Linked DNA regions of Homo sapiens: regions 2, 3 and 4 are each linked to region 1. Evidence: chromatin contacts called from ENCODE Hi-C or POLR2A ChIA-PET data. All regions are on one chromosome and are shown on one strand. The core of a region is the stretch at or near the end of the contact, and the rest is flanking DNA. Distances in the headings are between cores, read along the strand shown.

Region 1 (2,868 bases), core at 254-2,753:
GATTTCTCTCAGCCCAGGGCATCCAGCTGCTCCCTGGAGAGGCCACACTTCATACCTCAGGCTGTCCTCTGAGAAATAACCCAGGGCCTGAAATTCACTAGATGCTCCAGCAGACATGGCCATGGTGGGCATCCTGTGTTATCCCTGGACAATACTGAAACTGAGGAAAAAGTCCAGAGGGTGGCTGAGAGCAAATCACCCTGTCAAGTTTCCAAAGTGGAACCTCAAACCAAAGACATTCTGGTAAGGTGTCTGTGCCTAGGGAAAATAAAAAGGAGGAGAGGCACAAAGACTTTTTACAATAGCGTCAGGGGATGATTCTCTGCTTTCCTGTCACGTGGAATGATTACAAACAGAAAACAAATCTCTTAAAAAGTGCCGTCCAGGCTGGGCGCAGTGGCTCACGACTGTAATCCCAGCACTTTGGGAGGCCAAGGCAGGCGGATCACATGAGGTCAGGAGTTCAAGACCAGCCTGGCCAACATGGTGAAACCCCGTCTCTACTAAAAATACAAAAATTAGCCGGGCGTGGTGGTGCAGGACTGTAATCTCAGCTACTCGGGAGGCTGAGGCAGGAGAATTGATTGAACCCGGGAGGCAGAGGTTGCAGTGAGCCGAGATCGCGCCACTGCACTCCAGCCTGGGGGACAGAGCGAGACTCCATCTCAAAAATAATAATAATTAAATAGCAGGCAATCCGACTGAGGTGGCTCTAGTGCCCTGGGTTCTTAGGTTAAAAAAAAAAATCTAACTCAGATGCGTTTCTTGCAAATGACTATCTTGCAGAAACAAAATTCAGGCTTCGTCAACCACAAACCTCTAATTAACTTCTGATTACAGGACCAGAAAATTTCAGCCTAGATAGCTGAAATCAGGAGATGACGTAACTGTACCGAACTAATGAATGAATGTGGTTTGCTTCCTCATGCACCTGATAAAAGCCTTTCCTTCAAGGCCGGCTGGTGGGACCTCCAAACCCAAAAAACATGGTTGGGTCCTCTGCCATTCATGAATCGCTCTTTGCTCAAATAAAACTCTTTCACATTTTTGCAAGGACTCCCTCGAGAGAAAGGAGGGACTGGGGCCCCCACGGGCTACAGATCATCCTCTTATGCACAAACCACCCACGGAGTCGGGATTCTCCCTTCCTGACTCGGGGAGACGAGGGTCTGCGGGCGAAGAGCTGCCGGGGGGACATGGCTCTGGGCTTGGGCCAAAGCCGCTCTGCAGGGATGCGCCGGGGCGCGCGGGGCCCGGCCGCCATGGTGCAGCTGGAGGGGCCTCGGGTCCGCGGAGCCCGGAACCCACCCGGGCAGCCCGGTTCCTCCCGAGCCGGTACCGCGGGTTCCAGTCCGCCCCTCCCTGTCTCTCAGGAGGCCTGGCCCCTACACTCACCATCTCCTGGCCTCCAGAGAGCCTGGCGTTTCACTTCTGGATCTCCCGGTGCCTGCGGGTCACACGACCTACGGCTAGCAGGGGACACAGAGCCGCGGGGACAGGAAGTGGAGCTCTGTCGGGACAAAGGCCCCGCTAGATCCCGGAAGCCGTCCTCTCCTCTCCAGACATGTGCCTGATTGGACAGTCCCCGCCCCTACTCCTCTGATTGGATAGGGCATCACGCCCCGCCCCCTCAGGCCCTGAGTGACAGGAGCTGTAATCAGACAATGGGCCGAATGAGACAGCAAGGACAGGTGCTGGCCGCGATCTTTTGGAGCGGGGCTTCCTGCCTGCGCTGTCCGGCCCCACCTAGAGGATATTTACATTTCATCTTGTGACTGCGGTTATGTTTATTTATAAATAATAAATATATGTTATTCACCAATGGAAAGAAGAAAATAAAGACAATCATTTTGAATTTTTATATTTTATGGCCTTCCTGGCTTTTGGTCCTTTGAACAGACAGCCTGAAATTTCAAAAAGGATTCAAGCCTCTAAGAATTAAAATGTAAGCCATGTGTGAATCTTAAATTTTCTAGTAGCCACGTTTTAAAATGTACTAAGAAACAGGTGAAGTTGATTGTAATAATTTAACCCAGTATGTAACCATTTTCCTCTATGGTCAATATACAATTGGTAAGGAAGTATATATTTTGGGGTACTAAATCTTTGAAGCTCACTCTGTATTTTACCTTTTCAGCACATTTCAGTTCAGACCAGCTGTATTCCTGTTATTCAATAGCCACACATGATCAATAGCTGCCACACTAAAGTGCAGCTCTGAGGTCTAACCTCCCTTATGTCAGGAAGTGGAGGGTCTGAAAGTCCCTTTTCAGCCAGAGGTGAGGGAACAGCCTCTTGCTACAAACATCTCTCCTCCGGTCGAAGGGTGGACGAGATGGTGATCCTAGAGAGCATAGGGGAAAGCAAAAGAAAATATCCACGGGTAGAGGACTGCTGCCCATCAATAATGGGGCCCTAAGAGGAGAGAACACATCTTCAGATCTGTCCATAGCCTTGACCTCCAACATTTAGATATGGAGGAAATAGACTAGAGGCAGACTTATCTTGCTATTTGGCCTTAGCCCTAATGATCAAGCTGTGATTGTCTGTTTCTTCCCGTGGTTGGGGGGCTGTGTGAGTAAAAGCACCAATCACATATATACATGTGTACATGCATTTCTGTATGACGGAACATTATCTTACAAAAGATCCAACTTTAAATAAGGGGGGAGAATTAGTACCTATAAAGTGCTTTCTTCTTGCAGGTAACTAGGAATCAACCTTTCATTGAATCCTGGCACCCTATCTGCCCTGGGTGCATGTATTAGTTAGCTATTGCATAACAAATCACCGAAAACTTAATAGCTCATGATTGAGTTCATCAGCCATTCACGCTGAACTCAACTGAGCTATTCTTGTCACAACTGG
Region 2 (2,868 bases), core at 267-2,766, 480 kb before region 1:
TATGGACATCCATGCGGGAACACAGATGAACCAAGGGACCTGCACTAATGCTCCTGGACCGCAAGGGGAAGCGCAGCGAGGGCTGTTGGTCTAGATTTCTTGAACTTTCTGAGCAGCATTCCTTCCTTCTGGGCATGGAGCAGGACCCTCCTGGAATGGGGTCTTATGCCCTACAGTCAAACAAGAGAGGTCAGATAATTTATGGCCAGCTTCTAAACACAAAGGTGGAGGGAAAGTTAGAGCAATATTTTTAGGTTTGATGTCTGGCTGTGTGGAAAGGCGGGGTTCTGATTTCTATGACCTGCCCTGGGGAAAATGGATTCCAGTTTCTAAGGCCAGCTTCGGGGAAAATGGCACTGAGAGACAGGAGAGCAAGAGAAGGTCAGAGAAACACTTTTTCTTCCGAAGCTGCTTCTGAGGCCTTCATTTTGGGGTATTGTTTTCTGATGCCCAACATATCTGAGCTGCTGAACGAAGGGTAGCTGCTGAACCACTCCCACGGTGACTTGGAATGGCTTAGCCAGCCGGCCTTGGGCCACCTGGCTCTGGCCCCCCTGCCCACCAGGACTTTGGCCGGCTCTCGCTCGCCTCTGCGATGTCCGTCCCACCCTGTCTCACCCCTGCAGTTTTCTGCTCTGTGGAGCGATGATTGACACATGGCAGGGGGACACTGGTTTTGACATTTGAGCCTGTGCCCAGCCCTTGCCTGGGGAGGAGGTGGGGCAGGAGTCCTGAATGAGCATCTCCCTACTTAGTGACAGTCAGGGGCACGGAGAATGGTGCCCAGGCCAAGGGCAGGGCTTGGGCCAAGTGTGCGCAGCGTGGGGTGTGTGTGCTCCAGCGGCTCCTGCTGCGGAGGGCGGCATGAGGCTTGTTTACCTGTGTGCTGGCATCTCTGGTGGCCCCTGCAAGGGTGGGGAAGTGGCAGGCAGGGTGAAATGGGGAAAAGTGGGCTCTCAACTGCTCCTAGCAGCCTCCGGGTCTGGGGAGGGAAGTGAGGAGGGGCCCAGAGCTGTCTCCTGGTCACTCTTCTGGGGCTCTGTGCAGACCTTTGGCAGGGCCAGGCTACACCACACCCTCTACAACCTCCCCTGACTTCTTCCCCTAACCCCTCACCACCATTCCTCCGCTTTTCTCTCCCCGCCCCTGCCTCCCCTCCATTCTCTCCTTCCCTCCACCTCCCGGTCCCATCCCCTGCCCACACTGCCCCTCCTCAGGCCCAAAGTGGACACCGGTGCTGCCTGAGGGTCAGAGTGTCCACCTCCAGCAGCCCGGGCACCGGGCAGGATTCAAGCTGGAGGGGGCTGGGGCGGGCGAAGCCGGGCACGGGGCGAGCCCGCTGGTGGGCGGGGCAGGGGCGGGTCCTTCGAGGGGAGGGGCGGGCTCGGCCAGTGAGAGCGCAGAAACCGTGGCACGGGCGCTCCCGGAACTGGCGATTGCAAAGCGCGAGGGCTGGAACTCAGACCCAGAGGGGCGGTCCCTGTTGCAAGTCATCTCCCGAAAGGGCGGGGCCGGGGCTCATCCCGGAAGGACCGGTGTCTAGGTCACCCTGGAGCGCTCACCCCACCGGCACCCGTGCCCAAGCCCGCCCCTGCAAAGGCAGGTACTCGAGCACACTCCGGAGAGGGCGGCCTCTGAGCCCCGAACCCCGAACTCCGGCGCAGCGTCGCACCTCTGCCCAATGAGGTGCCCCTGACGTGCCTGCTGCGGCTGCCCTGCTCCCCCCAGCCTCCCTGCATCCCGGGATGGGGGAGGGCGCCAGGCGCAGCTCCCGGACCCTCAGGGGTCTCCCCGCCCTACCCCACCAGCCTGGGTTCGGTACCTCGGGGCTCAGATGTGCAGTCAGCTGTTAATGTGGCAAAATTTGGGGAAGTCCTCTGCAGCCGCAAAATCCAGTTCCCACCAGTTGGAGGCCGGGCGGGGAAGGGTGGGGACAGACAGCACTCCGCTGTGGGAGGTAAGGCAGAGCTACTGGGGAGCCTGGAAGGCTGAGCTATGTCTCCCCTACGCAAGACCATTCCAGAAGCCCCTTGGAGCTCTGGCTGCTGGCCACAGGGGAAGGTAGACCTTCCCTGAGAGCTGCACTGTGTTGGGGACAGGGCCACTGTGGGCCTACGGAGGGCCTCCAGGCACAGGGACCCACATCAGCCCTCTGGCCACAGAAGGCGCTGATGATTTGAGGTGGACTCAGCCACCACTCCGAGCCTCTGCCTCCCTCTAAAAGTGGGGCATGGCACATTCCTGTGTCAGGCAACCAGGCACTGAGCCTGGCCCACCTGCAGGGGTCGGGGGGAGCAGCTTGTCCCTGTCTCCCCTCCCCGGGAGGCTGTGTGCCTGGAGACCAGAGCTGTCAAAAGTGGAGGAGGGGGACCCCCTGATGTGTCCTCTAAGGTCCAGGTAGCAGGAGAGCTCCACTGGGGAGGGGGTCCTGCAGTGCTGTCCTCTCTTGCAGGCAAGGCCAGGCGGGTGCTGCCTGGGACCCAGTGACTCAGCACCCCTGCCCGGATCAACTGGACTTTTGCCCCCTGCTCCGCCAGCCTCCTGCTTGGATCTCTCCTGGGTCTCCCTGCTGCGCCTGTCCAGGATGCAGGGAGCTCGGGCTCCCAGGGACCAGGGCCGGTCCCCCGGCAGGATGAGCGCTCTAGGCCGGTCCTCGGTCATCTTGCTTACCTACGTGCTGGCCGCCACAGAACTTACCTGCCTCTTCATGCAGTTCTCCATCGTGCCAGTGAGTAACACACCCCAGCCCCTGCAGCCCCAGCCAGGGCTGAACCGCTGTTCCTCCTGCCCTCCATCTGGGCCGTCGCAGAGAGTGGGGGTGGGGGTTTCATGCTGCCAGGGCCCCTCCCAGTTGGGACTCATGCCACG
Region 3 (2,868 bases), core at 1-2,500, 450 kb before region 1:
CCTCAGGACACACCAAGGAGCAGAAGGTAGCCAGGGTCAAGCCCCAGGGCACTTCCTGGCCTCTGGGGAGGCTGCTTGGAAAAGAGGGTGTGGACCAGGCCCAGCAGATGACACGATTCATTTATTCATTCAAAGCCGGTTCCCAGCGCCTTTCACACCAGCCCCGCAGGACTGGATGAGGGTGTCCTGCCCGCCCATTCCTGGGCCTCCACCCTCCCAGCAGGAGTCTCACTGAGCCACAGCCGGATGGTAGAAAAGCAAACTGGCCAAGTGATTTATTTGCAATGGGCACAGTGATGCAAAAACAAGATATTAAGACTATAAAATATGTGACTACAAAGAACCAGCGAAATAAATACATAGATATTAGATAGTCCAATAACTTAAGGCGCCCGTGCAACGGAGCGAGGATCCGCGCGCACGGGAAGTTCTTCTGCTGCAGGGCTGGAGAGCGCCGGCCACGTCCTAGCCTCGGTCCGACTCGTCCAGCGTATGGCCCTGTGGGGAAAGGACTGGGTCAGAGAGCTGTGCCAGGGCCGGTCCGGGTCCAGCCTGAGGGGCCCCGAGACCCTGACGCGAGGGGGCCAGCGCGATTGCGGGGCGCCGGGTCCCCCAAGGAGGTGCAGCGCCCCCGCCCCGCCGTCTGGGGTTGAAGTGGTTTTTCCCAAAGGCCCCGGTCCCGGCTGTTAGGGCGCAGGGCTCGCCGGGACGCGGGCAGTCACTCACCGCGGCGGGCTCATGGCGTGCGGGGTTTGGGCTGCGGGGATGGCCTGGAGGGCTCCGAGGGCTCGGAGGGTGCGGCGGCCGCGGCAGCCACGGCGTCCTCGGCGGGTGCGGCGGGTGCGGTGCGTTCCTGGCGGCTGCGAAAGTCCTGCAGGGCGCGGCGGTTCTGGAAATCGATGAGCGCCAGCGCGATGGCCGCGTTCCAGCAGCTCTCGCCCGCGCAGCGGAAGTCGATCTCCTTGTGGTCGGTGGTGACGATGGTGAAGTACACGTACTTGCCCGTGCGCTCCACGCAGTCCACCTTGAGGATGGAGTGGAAGCGCAGCTCCTTGGGGCGCGCGCGGGGGCTGGCGGGGAACAGGCTCAGGCGGTCGGAGGTGAGCACCCCGCGCTTCTTCTTCCATAGCTGGAAGAGGCTGTCGCTGCGCTTCTCCAACTCGCCCTCGCGTAGCACCTCGTCGGGGGATTTCATGTCGTGCCGAGCGCGGGACTGGGAGCGGCAATGCGGGCGGTGACGGCGCCGGCTCTGCTCCTCGTGGCCCCGGCGCGGCCTTTATAGCTGCCCCTCCCCGCCCCGCCCCTCCCCGCCCCGCCCCGGCCCTCGGGCCACCCCGCCCGCCTGAGCCCCGCGCGCCCCGGGCCATACCCTCCCCAAGCCCAGCCGTCCGGGCCCGCACCGTCGCGTCCGCGCTCTGGTCGGTCCCCGGCCGTCCCCTCCCATCTCAGAAGCCCGCGCTCCTCTTGCCCCCCGTGCCCCAGCTGTCCGGCCCCGTGGGGTGACTCGAGGTCCCGCCCCGCCCGGGCGCTCGCCCGCACCGTCTCGCAGGCCGGCCCCGCGGAAGAATGCGCTGCAGCCAGCCCTGCCCGCGATGACTCACGCCGGGGAGCCCCGGGAAGCACCCGCGGGCCCGGGGCCGGCCCACCGTGGGGAGACAGCCGGGACCAGACCTTCACCCTCCAGGCGCCCCAAGTCCAGCCCTGCCGCTCTCGGGCTCCCGGGGCAGAAGGAGGGTCGAGGCCCCCTTCCTTACTCCCGAGCCCTGGCCGTTCCGTCCTGTTCGGGGGCCTTTCCCAGGGCCGCCCAGAGACCCTCTCCGAAAGTGGCCCTGCCCTAGCGGACCGAGCTCCTATCTTGCCACCCACGGGCTGCGCCAAGAACGACCACCTCTCTTAGCCTCGGTTTTCGCTTCTGTGAAATGGGAACAGTAACCTTTGCTGGATTAGGGAACACGTGGAAAGGGCTAGACCAGCAACCCATAGAGCTCAGAAAATGGAAGGGGAAGAGGAAGCCCGTTCTCCTCCCTGCGCCCTCGTAGTGTCCCGAACTGGGGTACGGACTGCTCCGACCGCGCCCCCACGACCCGGACCGGAGAGAGGTCCCAGGAGCTGAGGGGTTCGGGCTGGGCCGCGACGCCCGCTCTCTGGGATCAGCCTGGGGGCGAGGGTCGGCGGGGGCGGCTGAGTCATCGCTTTCCAGCTGGGCAGACGGGCGGTTTTATTTACCCTCTTCCTTTAAAGGGTTTAATAGACAGGAAGCGAAAGCCGGCTCTTCCCGGGTTCCCAGGGGTGGGGGTGGAGCCGGCCGAGAGGACCCCAGAGACCCCGGCTACTACTCCACGTCTCCCACCTTCCCGCACCCCTGCCCCCTAGCTGCGCCCTGGGGTGGTTACAGCAGGAAGTCCCAACTCTGGGGTCAGAATTGGCCTCAATGACGGGGCTCACGCAAAATGAAAACGAGAGTCCCCTGATTCAAAATGTATTTAAAATGTCAAGACAGTGGCAGCAGAGCGTAAAACCCAGACCTGGGACCAGCCCTACCTCCACCTGCCCTTCAGGGTCACTGTAAAGGATAAAGAGACGTCCGGCTCAGAGGAGCGCCCCAGACCCGGTTCTGTGAATGGCATGCAGGTAGCAGCTGCCCGGTGGTCCCACCGGTGTGGCCAGAGGACCTGGCAGTGGGCAGGGATGTGGTGTGGAGGGGCAGTGCCGGCAGAGGGCAGGGTTGGGCTGTGCCAGGGTTCTGGCCTGGGAGTGAGACACCTGCCTGGGGCCGGCGGGTCAACACTGCCCCCTACCTGACACCTGTCCTTGCAGCAGGGCTGGGATCCTGTGGTGAGGGAGCAGCAGGTAGGGTGGGTGGGTGAG
Region 4 (2,868 bases), core at 132-2,631, 260 kb after region 1:
CCAGGCTGGAGTGCAGTGGTGAGATCTCGGCTCACTGCAAGCGCCACCTCCCAGGTTGGAGTGATTCTCCCACCTCAGCCTCCCAACTAACTGGGATTACCTGTGCATGCCACCATGCCTGGCTAATTTGTTTTTGTGTTTGTTTCTTTGAGACGAAGTCTCGCTCTGTTGCCCAGGCCGGAGTACAATGGCACGATCTTGGCTCACTGCAACCTCTGCCTCCCGGGTTCAAGCAATTCTCCTCTCTCAGCCTCCCAAGTAGCTAGGATTACAGGTGCGCAATACCACGCCCAGCTAATTTTTTGTATTTTTAGTAGAGACAGGGTTTCACCATGTTGGTCAGGCTGGTCTCGAACTCCTGACCTCAAGTGATCCACCAGCCTCAGCCTCCCAAAGTGCTGGGATTACAGGAGTGAGCCACCGCGCGCAGGCTGAAATCTTGACTTTACCACCTATTAGCTGTGAGGCCTTGGGCAAGTGTCATAACTTTTCTGGACTTGAGGATACTTCCAACCTCACAGTTATTATGAAGACAGCATAAAGAGCATTACTTCTGTACAACCTAAAAGGGGTCATCCTGTCATTAGAAAGGTTCTTGCAGTCGGTGGGAGGTGGGACTAGATGACTATCAAGCACTTTTCCGGCTGTAAGATCTGGCAGGCAGGTGATGTGCAAATATTACACACAGCCAGTGTCCAGCTGCCTAACCCCCAGCCCCATTCTCCTCGGGCTCTCTTTCCCTCTCATCCAGCAGGAAGCCCTTGCAGGTAGGTGCTCAGCCACCACACCAAATCACTGTGAGCTCTGAGACGCCTGAGTCCTCCCCTGCTCTGTACCCACATTTGGGGTAGGGGTGGTGGGGAGGCCAAGCCTTGGTTGGGACGGGCTGCCAGGACTGCAGCACACAGGTAACCCAAGGAGGCTTTGCCGGGCTGTGCCTGCGCTGGGAGATGAGAGGTGGGGAGGAGAACGTTGGAGGCATCCAGAGAGGGATGGAGATGGGGGTTCTAGGAGACAGAATGGGAACTTGGGGCTCCCTGCAGAGATGGAGGTTCCTGAGAGGAAGAGAGTTAAGAGTGGAATCCTAGGGAAGAGTCCCTGGGAGAGGGATGTGAGGAGTCAGCCCCGGGTCCACTTCCTCAGGGTCTGTCCCTTAATGTCCCCCTTGGGGCTAGGAGATGGTTCCTGGAGTTACCTGCCAGGTGTGGAGGCCGAGGCTGCCGAGGGCGATCATCAAAGCCGCCAGCGCCATCCCTGGAGGAGACGTGAGGGCCAGGGGTCCGGGTGAGGGCGGGACCAGAGGTGCTGGAGTCCTGGTTTCGAGGGGCTGGAGGCAGATCTGGACCCTGTCTCCAGGCGCACGGGATCCCGGGTCCAGGATTAGGGCCCCGGCGGGGCGTGGGCGGGGCCTGGGAGTTTATTGCCCGCCCCCCGCCCCAAGTCTCCGCCCCCGACTCCCCACACCCCTTCCTCAGAGCCTCCAGTCTGGGGACCTTTCCGAGACTGTAAAGGCGGGGCCGCAGTTTGGCTCCGCCTGAGAGGGGAGGGCCGGGGGCGGAGGACCCACTTGAAGGCTGCGGAAGCCGCCAGCGGGAGGGAGCGCCGAGGGCTCTGGCGGGCGCTGCGCTGTCCCCGGAGGAGTCCGGAGTCCGGCTGAAAGCAAAGGTTCTCGAGGCTAACTGTAGCCCCCGCGCTGGTAACCCGACACCCCTTTCCCAGCGCCGCACGCGGGGCCGGGAGCGGGCGCGCCAGGGCAGGGACTGAGGAGCAATTCCCTTTCTCAAGGCCTGCGGGGTCTTTCTGCGGGACCCTCTTTGGCTGTGAGTGATGGGGAGGAAACTTGTGAGACTCGGCCTCTCCCTCAGGCGGGCCCTGACCCGGTCGGCCCCTGGTCCCCGGCCCACCAGGCCAGGGGCCCCGCGGGGGTCCCGCCGGCCGAGAGGTCGCCCCCGGAGCACTGCGATTTGCATACAGTTTGCATTTGGCCCACACCCTGGGCCACGTGCTCCAGCATCTGAGCAGCGCCCACTCCCTGCCTGCTCTGGGCCCTCTCCCCATTCGCCTTCAGTGGGGTTGGGCCAGAGACAGAGCCCTTGGTCGCAGATCCACAGGGTCCGGTCTCGCCCCTCCCCCAGACCGCTCTCGTGGCCGCTCAGACTCAGGTGACCCATGTTTGTAAACACTGGCCTTTCCCCCACCTCCTCTGGGCTTATCTATAAATAACCTGGCTCTGAGTTTTGGATGCCCCGTCAGAGGTCATGGGAGAAGGGGCCAGCGGAGGAATTGGTAACTCAGGGAAGAGCTTCCTAGCAGCCAGAGCCAGGAGGAGGTGGGGTTGTCACCCCTCCTTCCCCCAGCGGCCGGAGGGTCGCCGAAAGCTAGGATTTGAGAAATGCTGCCTGCTGGGGCTGAGGTGGGCACGAAAGATTAGAGCTACCCAAAGGAATCCATCCTGGTCTGGCTCATTAATTTTCCCCATCCCTGTCCCCCCATCCCCTCAGAGTGTCAGCCAAATAAAAAGTTTCCTCCACCTAGAATCCTGCTATCTCCCAGAATCCTTTCTGTAGACCAAACGGGAAGACATACGGTGGGTCCAGGCTTGGAGGAGGGTGGGGAGGGAGGTGCTTCTGAGTGCTTGTTAGAAAAACAGCTCCAGGGCAGGGCGCAGTGGCTCCCGCCTGTAATCCCAGCACTTTGGGAGGCTGAAGTGGGAGGATCACGAGGTCAGGAGTTCGGGACCAGCCTGGCCAACAAAGATTAGCCGGGCGTGGTGGCAGGGGCCTGTAATCCCAGCTACTTGGGTGGCTGAGGCAGGAGAATCGCCTGAAACCGGAAGGTGGAGATTGCAGTGAGCTGAGATGGAGCCAC

Evidence for each region. Hi-C counts contacts between places; a loop is a spot of excess contacts on that map. ChIA-PET counts read pairs that join two places held with the same protein, here RNA polymerase II (POLR2A). Pooled maps may share reads with other maps.
Region 2: a loop to region 1 is called in a map of naive thymus-derived CD4-positive, alpha-beta T cell, with 7 times the contacts of the local background. The contact joins the promoter of SLC67A1 here to the promoter of ZNF195 in region 1. A Hi-C loop is called at or near these places in 2 of 168 maps with a recorded cell type or tissue (both naive thymus-derived CD4-positive, alpha-beta T cell) and 10 of 50 pooled maps. POLR2A ChIA-PET finds 5 or more read pairs at or near these places in 1 of 52 experiments (activated T-cell).
Region 3: a pooled map shows a loop between it and region 1 (18-fold over the local background). The contact joins the promoter of PHLDA2 here to the promoter of ZNF195 in region 1. A Hi-C loop is called at or near these places in 3 of 37 single-sample maps with no recorded cell type and 7 of 50 pooled maps. POLR2A ChIA-PET finds 5 or more read pairs at or near these places in 2 of 52 experiments (A549 and MCF 10A).
Region 4: a pooled map shows a loop between it and region 1 (5-fold over the local background). The contact joins the promoter of ART5 here to the promoter of ZNF195 in region 1. A Hi-C loop is called at or near these places in 4 of 50 pooled maps. POLR2A ChIA-PET finds 5 or more read pairs at or near these places in 3 of 52 experiments (AG04450, Caco-2 and H1).

Annotation. Positions count from the first base shown.
Region 1 is chr11:3,377,643-3,380,510 of GRCh38, forward strand. It overlaps ZNF195 (zinc finger protein 195), which reads right to left and starts at 1,504. Exons shown (of 6, transcript NM_001130520.3): 1 at 1,396-1,504. The coding sequence starts at 1,398. RefSeq lists enhancers at 1,205-1,768, 1,457-1,751 and a silencer at 1,210-1,279.
Region 2 is chr11:2,900,762-2,903,629 of GRCh38, forward strand. SLC67A1 (solute carrier family 67 member 1) reads left to right here and starts at 1,517. Exons shown (of 11, transcript NM_002555.6): 1 at 1,517-1,603; 2 at 2,453-2,728. The coding sequence starts at 2,585. SLC67A1-AS (SLC67A1 antisense RNA) reads right to left here and starts at 2,814. Exons shown (of 3, transcript NR_169305.1): 1 at 2,698-2,814; 2 at 1,823-1,948. RefSeq lists a silencer at 1,649-1,778 and an enhancer at 2,704-2,868.
Region 3 is chr11:2,928,170-2,931,037 of GRCh38, forward strand. PHLDA2 (pleckstrin homology like domain family A member 2) reads right to left here and starts at 1,251. Exons shown (of 2, transcript NM_003311.4): 1 at 727-1,251; 2 at 104-498. The coding sequence starts at 1,195. The coding sequence ends at 737. RefSeq lists enhancers at 528-1,136, 1,137-1,746, 1,747-2,355.
Region 4 is chr11:3,640,611-3,643,478 of GRCh38, forward strand. ART5 (ADP-ribosyltransferase 5) reads right to left here and starts at 1,382. Exons shown (of 4, transcript NM_053017.5): 1 at 1,196-1,382. The coding sequence starts at 1,252. RefSeq lists an enhancer at 1,089-1,802 and a silencer at 1,942-1,991.